Linked DNA regions of Homo sapiens: region 2 is linked to region 1. Evidence: chromatin contacts called from ENCODE Hi-C data. All regions are on one chromosome and are shown on one strand. Each heading gives the region's core, a stretch centred on a gene start or an enhancer-like site at or near the end of the contact. The rest is flanking DNA. Distances are from core to core; before and after follow the strand shown.

Region 1 (6,193 bases), core at 3,624-6,123:
ATGGAGTTGGGGGTGTACATCCCGACATGTGGATGTGTTCACCAATTTGGAAGCTGTCCAAAATCTGTCACTTAGGGGTTTGTATGGAAGTTTCATTATGCAGGCCTGATTAAATCACTGACCATTAGTATTAGTCATCAGCTCAATCTCCCCTTCCCAGAGGTTGGAGGGGAGGGTGGAAAGTTTCAAGTGTCTAATCACGGCTTGGTACTTTTGGTGACCAGCCCCATCCTGAAGCTATCTAGGGGCAACCAAGCCTCATGAGCACAAAGGTTGCTCCTATCATGCTTACCACTTAGGAAATCCCAAGAGTTTTGGCTCTGCCAGGAACCAGGGACAAAGGTCAAATATTTTTCCTTTATGCCACACCTAGTTTCTAAACCAAGAGACTGTAACAATAAATTCAGAAGCAAGGTCAGAAGGTGGGTTGCAAAGAAAAAGTGAGGCCTGCCTGGAACAGAAGAAACAGAAGAACTAGGACCCTAATACAGTTTGTCACCTCCCAAGCACATCATTATGTCACAACACAGAGCAATTTAATGCCTCATGACAATCCTTAGTCCCTGATAAATGTTACATCATGTTCAGGATACTCTGAATGAGAGCAGAGAAGTACATGCTAGGAAATTCCAGTATGATAGATTTCTGGCAAAAATGAGTACTGTTTCTCTGCTTAGAAAAGCAAGCAGACTTCAGTTTCTAGAAACATCACTTACATACAATATCATTTCTGATGATGCCATGAAAAACTGAGATACAACTGTTAGAAAAAACCTATTTTGGAAAAATGAACACTGATAGTGAGAGCATCAAAAAAACTGGGGGAAAAAGGAGCAATTGTTTCACAGCAGATGATGATAGCAAGGAGGACCGAGAATGAGCCAAGACACTGTCACTTTGAACACACAATGCAATTACTTACTGGCACCAATACTGTTCCACTAATGGGTCAAAATGAGTTCCAGATAAATAATGTTATGTAATCCTGTGATGGTATTAAAAATATATGCCTGAAAAATTAGATAACATCCTCATGTGAATAAAATATTAATGAACAAAAATAAGGTTGTCAGTTCCTAGTAAAAAGTGGGTACCCGCTCACCACTAATGCTTTTGGTTATGCCAAAAGTTTATATGGTCATGCCTGACAATTCAGAATCTTATTTACCAAGGAGATTTATAATGCTGCTAATTATTGATGTCTTAAAAGAAAAATACCTTTAATGCCAAACCAACTTTTTTATTTTCATCTGTATATGGAGGTTTCCAAAGTTGAATCCTGTCTTCCCTTAAAAACTGGGTCAATTTTGCTTGAAGATATTTCTTTTGTGCCATCCCTGAAAGCAAAACAATACATTAATAAAACTCCACATCGCATTTTAAAATGTTAATAACTTACCTACATGTTAAGGTGCTTTGTTGGGTAAGCAAAGCTCCCTTCCTCTGTCATTAAATATAAATTACTATGGTTTAAATGAGCTCCAGACTTCTCTAAAAATATATATAGAAATATATGTTCAATTATATATATTACATATATAAAATATGTATTTCAAAGTTGCTAATATGTAGCAAGGATTATTACATGTTTCTATTTCTTAATCTGCTATTCTCTTATCTAAGAGAAAAGAGAAAATAAGAGAAAGATAAATCCCTCGAGTCGTGAACTTCTTTTTTTCTTTTTTGAGACGGAGTCTCGCTCTGTCGCCCAGGCTGGAGTGCAGTGGTGCGATCTCGGCTCACTGCAAGCTCCGCCCCCTGGGTTCAAGCAATTCCCCTGCATCAGCCTCCCTACTCACTGGGATTACAGGCATGCGCCACCACGCCCGGCTAATTTTCATATTTTTAGTAGAGACGGGGTTTCGCCATGTTGGCCAGGCTGGTCTCGAATTCCTGACCTCAAGTGATCCACCCACCTTGGTCTCAAAACGCTGGGATTACAGGCGTGAGCTTGTAAATTCTCTCATACTTTGGCTAGTTTAACATAAAACAAAAGGCCAACCATCCTGGTAGTTAAATATAAAGAAAAGCTTGCTTGAACTGTAAACTATCGATAATAAATATTTTCGGATGGGTGTGGTGGCTCAGGCCTGTAACCCCAGCACTTTGGGAGGCTGAGTTCAGGAGCTGAGGTCAGGAGTTCGAGACCAGCCTGGTCAACATGGTGAAGCCCTATCTCTACTAAAAAAAAAAAAATATATGAACAATTAGCCGGGCGTGGTGGCAGGTACCTGTAATCCCAGCTACTCGGGAGACTGAGGCAGGAGAATCGCTTGAATCCAGGAGGCAGAGGTTGTAGTGAGCCGAGATGGCACCACTGCACTCCAGCCTGGGCAACAGAGTGAGACTCCGTCTCAAAATAATAATAAATATATAAATATTTTCTATGTCAGAATTTTTTAAATTAAAAAGATTACAATACTAGGAAAATTTTGCATATTTTCTGATTAACAGCCTAACAGCACATCTACTTTTTTTTTTTTTTTTTTTTTTTTTTTTTTTTTGAGAGGGAGTCTCACTCTGTCGCCCAGGCTAGAGTGCAGTGGTACAATCTCGGCTCACTGCAAGCTCCGCCTCCCGGGTTCACGCCATTCTCCTGCCTCAGCCTCCCCAGTAGCTGGGACTACAGGCGCCCGCCACCACGCCCGGCTGATTTTTTGTATTTTTAGTAGAGATGGGGTTTCACCGTGTTGGCCAGGATGGTCTCAATCTCCTGACCTTGTGATCCGCCCGCCTCGGCCTCCCAAAGTGCTGGGATTACAGGCCTGAGCCACCGCGCCTGGCCCTACTATTCAAATCTAACACTGATCGGATCATTTTACAGCTGAGAAAATTAGGGCCCTGAGTTTGTACCATGACTCAGGCAAAGACACAAAATTAGGCAGCATCTTAACGAGCACAACTTCCACCCACAACACTGGACTCTGAACTTCCGTCATGGAGTCCCTTGCTGCTTGCCTGTTCCAGGTATGTAACTTCTCTCTCCCAGAGAAGTATGTACCGCGATGGAGCTGTCTACTCATCCCATACTAGCACAGCAATTCAAAGGTGAGTGAGGCGGCTGAGATGTAAGGCAGCTGGCAGGTGTAGCACAGCGCTTTAAGGTTTCCCAAATCAGACAAGCAATAAGTAAAGAAAAATGTTATTAGCCCCTGAATGATGAAGACAAGTTCTAGAGAGTGGAAAAAATATGAGTTAATATTACCAAGATAAATTTCTTTCTTCTATTGAGGGCCAGTATTCCACATCCCCCCAAACCCAATTCACACAACTTTGAAATCTTTGAAAACTTTGGTAGCTTGTGTATTTCATAAACAAATATTTTTTAAAAGAAAGTTCAAATCTATTTTATGTCAGTGCGGGGACAAGAATTAGGCTAATCAGGACAGGGAGGAGAAAAGAGAGGAAGGAATAACACAGCCAATGAGGCTGCTGTGTGCAACCTGGGTGGCCCATGGGAGAATCCTCCATTTTTCAAGCACTGACAAACGGCTTATCACAGCAAAGCATATTAGTACTTAGAGCGTTAGCTTTTCAAACACAAATAACTTTAAAAACTACTTTACATACTACTCATGAATCTTCAGAAATTCTGAATAAAATATCACAGCAACCCTACTGTCTCCCCACTGGGGGACAGTAATTTCACAGGCTGGTTACTGGAGCCAAGCAATTTGAAAGGCTGATGCGGTACTCAGAGATGCCATCCAAGGCCGGGCGCGGTGGCTCACACCTGTAATCCCAGCACTTGGGAGGCCGAGGCCAGTGGATCACCTGAGGTCAGGAGTTCAAGACCAGCCTGGTCAACATGGTGAAACCCCGTCTCTACTAAAAAAATAAACAAATAAAAAATTTTTAAAAAGATGCCATCCAAGCCACCACTTGACAGAAGGACGAAGGAGTGTTACAAACCCAGTGCGTGTCAGACACTCCAGGGAGCAAACAAGAGCTCCAGGGTTACACCGAATAAGATTTAATGTTAAAAAAAAATTAAACCACTGTCTTGAAACTTAAGGAACTTCAGTTATAGACAACAGAGTAAGTGGCGACATATTTTAAGTCAAGTTTAATAAGTCAGTTTTTAATTTTAACTGAAATGAGAACTGAAAAAGTTTCATGCATGCCATACAATGTTTCACATTGTAACTAAGAAAAGACGAAACTCATTAATATCACTCCGTGGTCCAAGCAGAAAGTGAAACGTTATAACGATCCTTTAAAAATTTCACTTTCACTTTTGTAATGAATCGATCATTGCTACATTTAGCCACACCTTTTCAAGTATACATTATATATAGTTGAAACACAACTATATCTAGTCAAGACACATTCATTTTTTCTTAGGAAAATGAAAGATTCTTGATTAAAAATAAAAGGGAAGGAGGTGAGAATGATAGAATCAGGTCGTCAAGGTTCGAGAAAATCAAGTGTCTTGTCATTAAATAGCAAAGAAAATCTGGCTTTGATTGCAAATAAATCCCAAATGGTATACTCGGAGTGTTACGATTCAAGTATAGCATTTGGCTAATTTTTTATAGACATATTTATTCCTTTCTCTCCCCAAACCGATACACTCAATATTTTCTTTTAAATACCCCACACCTCTGCCTAACTCAGGGCAAACCAAAGGGCCCCGAACGGCCAGCGCGTCCCGAAGCCCGGCCCACCGCTCCCGGCCCCGGCCCCGGCCCCGGCCCAGCTCCACGCATGGCTGCTCACCCCCGCCCCGCGGCCGCTCCACCCCTGGCCAGGAGAGGTGCCCAGTCGGACCGGGAACCGGGGCGCCAAGCAGTGCTGCTGAGGCTGGGGTCGAGGACACTCGGCCGCCGTGTCCTCACCTGCGCCACGCCACTCCCGCCGCGACCAGCAGAGTGCCCGGATGCGGCAGCGGCCGCCGTTTGTTTTCATTCCGGGTGAGGCCAGCCCCGCCCCCGCCGCCGCTGTCGCCTTCGCGCCGCCGCCGCCGCCGCCGCTTGGAAAGAGGGTTGTGGGCGGGGCCAAGGCGAAGCCAGCTGTGGGCGGGGATACGGTTGTGTGGGCGTGGTTACCGCGGGGCGGAGCCGCGACGGGGCGGAGCTAAGCGGAGGCGGGGCTGGGCGAGGATGTGGCCGTGTGGGGCGAGGACCTGGGAGTTGGTGTCCAACGCCACCCCAGGCTCAGTCTTCCAGGACTTCCCGCCCGGGCTCAGTTTGCCAGCCATCAAGAGGAAATGGATCCTGGCTTTGTTTCTCCAGAATCCTTGAAAGAGGCTGGGGGAAGGGTCGGGACCGTCCCAACCCGCATCTCATTCCTCAGCCTAGGCTGGACCCCTTCCCTAAACCAGCGGCTTTTCACCCCGCCCTCCACAAGCCCACCAGGGGCTTCCCTGGGGTGAAATTAGGCTGCTTCCCGGGAATTTCCTCCCCCATGCTGTCCACGGCCACTAGGGACCACAAGGCCTAGGGAGCTCTGCCTACTTCCAAGGTCCTATTCCCAAGGCTGTGCTCAACAGTGACGCTTCTATTTTATTATCAGTTATTGCTGTTAATCTCTTACTGTGCCTAATAAATTAAACTTTATCGTAGGTATGTACGTATGTATAGGAAAAATGAAGTGTGTGTATATATATAGTATATATATATGTGTGTGTATGTAAAATGGGGTGCAGTACTATCCGAGGTTTCAGGCATCCACTGTGGGTCTTGGGACACACCACCTGTGTGTGGACGAGAGGGGACTCCTGTAACCTTGCAGTGACCAATCCGTTTTTCGTTCCCTGTTGCTGCTTTCTTTAGCCCTTTTCTACCTATAAAGCCCACCTCCTCTGCCCAGCTCGTTGGAGCACCGTTTCTAAATTTTCAGAGAAGATGCCATCCTGATTCATGAATCAATAAAAACCAATAGATCTTTAATCTAAATTTGTGGTAATTTTGACTTCTGACAAAGGGATATTAATAACTGTATAACCGCACCAGACCAATCTGATTCGCCTTTTATATACCCAAGTTGTGAGTTGTTTTTCAGTTGCATGGACTCCCAGATGGAAGGTTTCGCACGTAACCTGAGGATGCCCAGGTGAACCAAGCATGCAACCAGGGGCGGAACCTGAGTGCTCAGATCAAAGCAGGGACTGAATTAAGAAATGGGCACTGCATGGTGAGATCCAGAATGCAATCAGATCAAGCCCTGGTGTCACCCCATGGCAGGGTCCAGT
Region 2 (5,731 bases), core at 2,911-5,410, 5.7 Mb before region 1:
GGTGAGCCTAGGCCCTCTCCACAGATTCTCCTTCCCTCTGAGCTCCAGGAAGGAGGTCGGAGCATCTCCCAGCAGTTCCTGCTCTGACCCTCTGGGCTCCCACTCCAGCCTAACTAAGCTACTTCCTGTGCCAGGGGCAAGTCCCATCTCAAACTCGTGCTTAGGTCCCTCCGGCCAGTTACACAGCATCTTCATGCCTGTTTCCTGAAGAAAGCCTTGACAGTTTACATTGAAACGGAACTGCATGAGTCCCCGAAGACCACATGGCTTCAGCAGGACAGGACTAATGTGCCTGGGCCCCTCTGCAGCCAAGTCCTCTCTGTTGGCCCTGGGCTTCAGTTTTGGAAATGCAAGATCTGCCCCCTGCTTCAGCCACCCAGTGCCCTTCCAGGCAACTGCTCCATTTCACATGGAAAAAAAGCAATATCTAAATGATAAATAAATGCATGATACCTGCCTCGCATCTTGTGAATATGTGAATGTACAGGTTTTTTCCCCAGTCCTCACGGGTTCCCAGTTGTGTGTGTAAGTCCAGATGTAAACAGACACAGACTACAACGGCGTTTTCTTTTGTGATGGTTTGTAGAAATCACCATCTCCTTCCCAAGTAGTGGAAGGAAGGGCAGCTGCAGGCACTCTTCAGTTCCTTAACAGGAGGCCTGTAGAAAGCAGGCTCCCGCGCTGGGCAGGGAGGAGCTGTGGTGGGGGCCAGCTGATTAGGGTGCACCAGGCCCTCTCTGCCTGTCTTGAGAAACCAAGAGCTCCAGGGAGAACTCTCCAGGGCTGAGTTCTGCCCCTGGGGCCGCTGGAGAGAAAACTCACCTGGAGACTCAGGTTTGGTAGCACTACTAGGATCAGACCTTTGATCTCTCTTTGTGGCCCTTCCCAAGACCCAAGCCCAGCTCCAGACTGCCCCAAAGCCAGCTGGGCTGGATCAATACAGATACTGGGAACAGGAAGAGACCCAGCAGGCTCCGCCTCACACATTGTAAACCACACAAAGATCCACACTTCCCAGATAGCTCCCTCTCTCCCCCACACCTGCCTCTCTCCATGCAGCTTTACAGAGAACCTCCTTTTTATATTAACATATTCTTAAATATAAGCAGAACATCTGATCATTTTAAGGCCCTATAGCTCCTTAGAGTCCATTTGGTCCAACCCCTGCTTCTGTAGACAAAGAAACAAATCCATCGAGATAAGGAGCTTCAGATTCCTGAAATGGCACCTCAGCCAGAGGGGCGGTCCGGACAGGACGCAGGGCTGCTAGGCTAGGCCTCCTCGGACAGCCTTGCACAGCCCCACAGGTGGTACAGACACCTGAAGGACCTGCACACGTGTTGTCCTGTCTGTGTTTTCAGGGAGGTGTCCTCAGCAGGTCTCAGGCAGAATAGAAACATGAGACAGGGTGTGAAGGGGTTTTGGACCATGGTTATTACAGAACAAAAAGGGGTGAAATTAATTCCTCTAGGAGTTAAAAAAAAAAGCCAGAAAACACCCACTGTGATTTTGTTGAAGGAGATGGCTGATGTCATGAGTCTAGACTACACACCCCATCACCAACTAAAATCACCCTGGCAGTGTGTATTTTTGGTTGGAGAGAGGAACAGCATCTTCTCCAAGGTCCATCCTGGGAGATTTCTTCTGCAGCCACTCCCTTCCCCCAGCTCCCTAAATCATTGACCTCAGGACCAAGCAATCTGCCCCCAGCAGATGGGGGTGATGAGAAGAGAAAGGCAAGTCAGCCTTGGTGCCAAACCCCTGGAGGAGGAGGCCAAGGCTGTGTTCTCTACCCTGGGGAGGCAGAGTCACAGCTAGGGCTTCCTGCCTGGGACAGGTGGCTAAGAATCTCTGGTCTCCTTTACAATCCTTCCCTCCCCAAAAAGAAACAGATGGGATGGGGACTCAGGGCTAGGTGTACCTGAAAGCTTTGAGGGCAGCAGGGTGGGAACAGTGTGGCCTCTGCAATCAGACCTGGTCCCACTCCCAGCTCTAAGGCCAAACTGTCTGCTGGGAACAAGGATCCCAAACTCTCTGAACTTGTACTCTAGAAAATGGAGATGATAGCCCGGGCACGGTCGCTCATGCCTGTAATCCCAGCACTTTGGGAGGCTGAAGTGGGTGGATCACCTGAGGTCGGGAGTTCGAGACCAGCCTGACCAACATGGTGAAACCCCATCTCTACTAAAAACACAAAAATTAGCCTGGCCTGGTGGCACATGCCTGTAATCTCAGCTATTGGGGAGGCTGAGGCAGAAGAATCGCTTGAACCTGGGAGATGGAGGTTGCAGTGAGCCATGATCATGGCATTGCACTCCAGCCCGGGCAACAAGAACAAAACTCCATCTCAAAAAAAAAAAAAAAAAGTGGGGGGCGCCTGGCGCGGTGGCTGACTCCTGTAATCCCAGCACTTTGGGAGGCCGAGGCGCGCGGATCAGGAGGTCAGGCGATCAAGACCATCCTCGCTAACACGGTGAAACCCCGTCTCTACCAAAAATACAAAAAAAAAAAAGAAAGAAAAGAAAATGGAGATACGGAGATGATAAAAATCTTCCTTCTAGTGTCATAGTGAAGATTACGGATGAGAATTGCAGAAAGCTCATAGCACATAGTAGGTGTTCAAGAAATGCGCGTGTTTCCCTCTCTCCAGTGAGAGGTAGAACTGCATTTGTGTCACCACAAAGACATCTAAAGGCACGACAAACTCCATGTGAATGCCTGGGATTTCTTTTTACCAGTGGTCGGCTCTGCAAAGCCAGATCACATTTACTCCAAGTTGCAGTTACTCATCCATTGCCATCCTCCTAACCTTCCAACCAGTCCTGTGCATCTGGGAACTACCCTGTGTTATAATGAAAACGATACCACTCATGGCAACAGAGTCACTGTCATCAACTCTCGCCTAGGTCAAAAGCCTTTTGAGGAGAAGTGGCAAGGTCTCTATATTTGCCTTTTTAAAAATCCCTCTTGTAGCAACCTGGCGTGCTAATTTTGAAGTTTACCTGGCACTGAGTTTCTCTTTGGCTCTCTCCCCTCTCCACAGCCCCTTCCGGTCCTTTATTCACCTCTCACCTGCATAGCAAGCCCTGGAACCTGGAACTCCCTCCCAGTTCTCACGCTTGCTGGGGAAGATAACTGGGTCTAATGGCGCTATTGACAAAGCCTGGTGTTGATGCCGCTTGACTTCCCGACCCCTGTGTGGATTCTTTCAGCTTCAAAAACGCCCTTGGAAGTGGTTTTACTGTAAATATTTGAAGTGTGCGTGTGGGGGAGGGGTGAGACCTGGATGCTCACTCCGTGCCTCGCTCACTCACGGGAAGCCCTTTCCTCTCCACTTCCCAGGAGGCCCCGGCAGCACGAGAGACATAGCCTTTCCCCGCTCCTGCCCGGGGACTGGCCGGGGGTCGCAGCGGCAGGGCTTCCGAAGGATGCCGGGCCCCACGGGTTTTTCAGGGCCGAGGTGTGTGGGCCTTGACTCCCGCAAGCCCATGGGCATCCCTCGGCAGCGAGGAAGAGCCTTGTCACCGAGGACCCGCTCCACTGAGCAGGCACGTGGGCGACGTCTGCAAGCCGACTTGGGTTCTGCAGGCCAGAGCGCCCAGATCTACCGTCTCCGCCTTGACTGGGGCAGGGGCTCCCAGAGAGGATTCGTGGAGGCCAAACTCACACTCACATGCGCGTTTACACCCCCACACCCCCGCACACACACCTGAAAATGCGGGGCCTTCCCATAGCAGATAAGGTTCGACCTGCAGAGCTTTGGCCACGGGGACAAAACCCTCCCCTGCTGCGCCCTGGAGGCCCGAGAGCAGGGAGGGCTTGGGAAACACCACGGTCTTCAGTGCGCTGCCGTCGCCTCGCAGAGCGGCCAGGTCTGCGCAGCGTGGGCGCTCAGGAGCGTGGAACCACCGCGCTCCGCAAGGCAGACGTGGACCCACTCCAGCGCCGACAAGGAGGCCGGAGAGGACGCGCGCAGCTGGCTCCAGGGACCAACCAAGTCCGGAGGGGCCCACGTGTCTCGGGAGCGGGTCTTGGGCCGCCGCGGGGCTCTCCAGGGGCCCGGGGGTTGCCAGTGCCCGCCGTCCGGCTCCGCACCCAGGGGAGGGCGGGCAGAGGCCCCAGGTTGAGCCTCGGAGTATCCACTCCCCGTTGGTGTCCCCGCCCGCCAGCGCCGCGCAACAGCCCGGGCTGCTTAGGACCTCGCGGCGCGGGGGCGGGGCGGCGGGCGGCCGGGACGGTGACAGGTGCGCCCCTCGGCCAATGGCGGAGCCCGCGGCCCTCCCCGGGCCCCCGCTGCGCGCGCCAATCGGAAGCCGCGCTGAGCTTCAAGTGCGCGGAGGGGCGCGGGTCCCCACCACGGCGGCAGCGGCCTCCGCGCGGTCGCCTGAGGGCTGCAGCGCAAAGAACCGGGCTCCCGGGCCCGGACGCGGGGAAGCACTCGCGTGGGAGTTTGTGCGAGCGCGGCCCGGGGCGGGGCCCGCACGGAGGAGGCGCCGGGACCATGGTCACCCTCGGCTGAGTTTCCGGCGGCGACTTTGATTATTGGCAAATAACCACCATAACAATACCGAGCCCCCGGGCTTGCACCGCACGCACTGACTCCGCGAGCCCGCACACGGCCGCGTCGCCCGCCACCGGGCCCTGAGCGCCAGCCCCAAACGAGCCGATGGAAAAATCCAAAAATTTCCGCATCGACGCCCTGCTGGCGGTGGACCCCCCACGAGCCGCCTCTGCGCAGAGCGCGCCGCTGGCCTTGGTCACGTCGCTCGCCGCCGCCGCATCTGGCACCGGAGGTGGCGGCGGCGGCGGCGGGGCGAGCGGCGGGACTAGCGGCAGCTGCAGCCCCGCGTCCTCGGAGCCGCCGGCTGCGCCCGCCGACCGCCTGCGCGCCGAGAGCCCGTCGCCGCCGCGCCTGCTGGCCGCGCACTGCGCGCTGCTGCCCAAGCCGGGCTTCCTGGGCGCGGGCGGCGGCGGCGGCGGCACGGGCGGCGGGCACGGGGGGCCCCACCACCACGCGCATCCGGGCGCAGCGGCCGCTGCCGCCGCCGCCGCCGCCGCCGCCGCCGCTGGGGGCCTGGCGCTGGGGCTGCACCCTGGGGGCGCGCAGGGCGGCGCGGGCCTCCCGGCGCAGGCGGCGCTCTACGGCCACCCGGTCTACGGCTACTCCGCGGCGGCGGCGGCGGCTGCGCTGGCGGGCCAGCACCCGGCGCTCTCCTACTCGTACCCGCAGGTGCAAGGCGCGCACCCCGCGCACCCCGCCGACCCCATCAAGCTGGGCGCCGGCACCTTCCAGCTGGACCAGTGGCTGCGCGCGTCCACCGCGGGCATGATCCTGCCTAAGATGCCCGACTTCAACTGTGAGTACCCTGCGGCCCCCGTGGATGCGCGTGGCGGGAGGGCCTCGCGCATCCTCCACCGGCACCGCCTGCCCCTCTCTGCGCTTGGCTCCCAGCGAGCGGGGGAAGAGCTGCGAAGCCGCCTCGGCTCTGCCCGGGGCCTGCGAGGACTCGCCCGGACCCCCAGGCATGAGACGGGCAGCGAATTATTAAAATGGCCATGCGCAGGCCTTGCCTTCTCTTCCTCTCTTAACGGGAAGGGGCAGTTGGAGGTGTGAGACTGAGATCTAATGATTAACCCGAAGGCTGCAGGAGAAGGAAGTCGCCGGGGGAAGGCGAGCCGAGAGCGCCCTGAATTAGGCAGGCCCGGGAATGGGGGTCAGGGCTTATCACCG

The links. Hi-C counts contacts between places; a loop is a spot of excess contacts on that map. Pooled maps may share reads with other maps.
Region 2: a loop to region 1 is called in a map with no recorded cell type, with 24 times the contacts of the local background. The contact joins the promoter of MNX1-AS1 here to the promoter of NUB1 in region 1. A Hi-C loop is called at or near these places in 3 of 37 single-sample maps with no recorded cell type and 3 of 50 pooled maps.

Annotation. Positions count from the first base shown.
Region 1 is chr7:151,340,492-151,346,684 of GRCh38, reverse strand. It overlaps NUB1 (negative regulator of ubiquitin like proteins 1), which reads right to left and starts at 4,873. Exons shown (of 15, transcript NM_001243351.2): 1 at 4,839-4,873; 2 at 1,219-1,337. The coding sequence starts at 1,335. RefSeq lists silencers at 4,604-4,783, 4,954-5,153 and an enhancer at 4,751-5,252.
Region 2 is chr7:157,009,286-157,015,016 of GRCh38, reverse strand. MNX1-AS1 (MNX1 antisense RNA 1 (head to head)) reads right to left here and starts at 4,160. Exons shown (of 2, transcript NR_038835.1): 1 at 3,710-4,160. It overlaps MNX1 (motor neuron and pancreas homeobox 1), which reads left to right and starts at 4,354. Exons shown (of 3, transcript NM_005515.4): 1 at 4,354-5,357. The coding sequence starts at 4,667. RefSeq lists silencers at 3,943-4,552, 5,063-5,132, 5,143-5,192.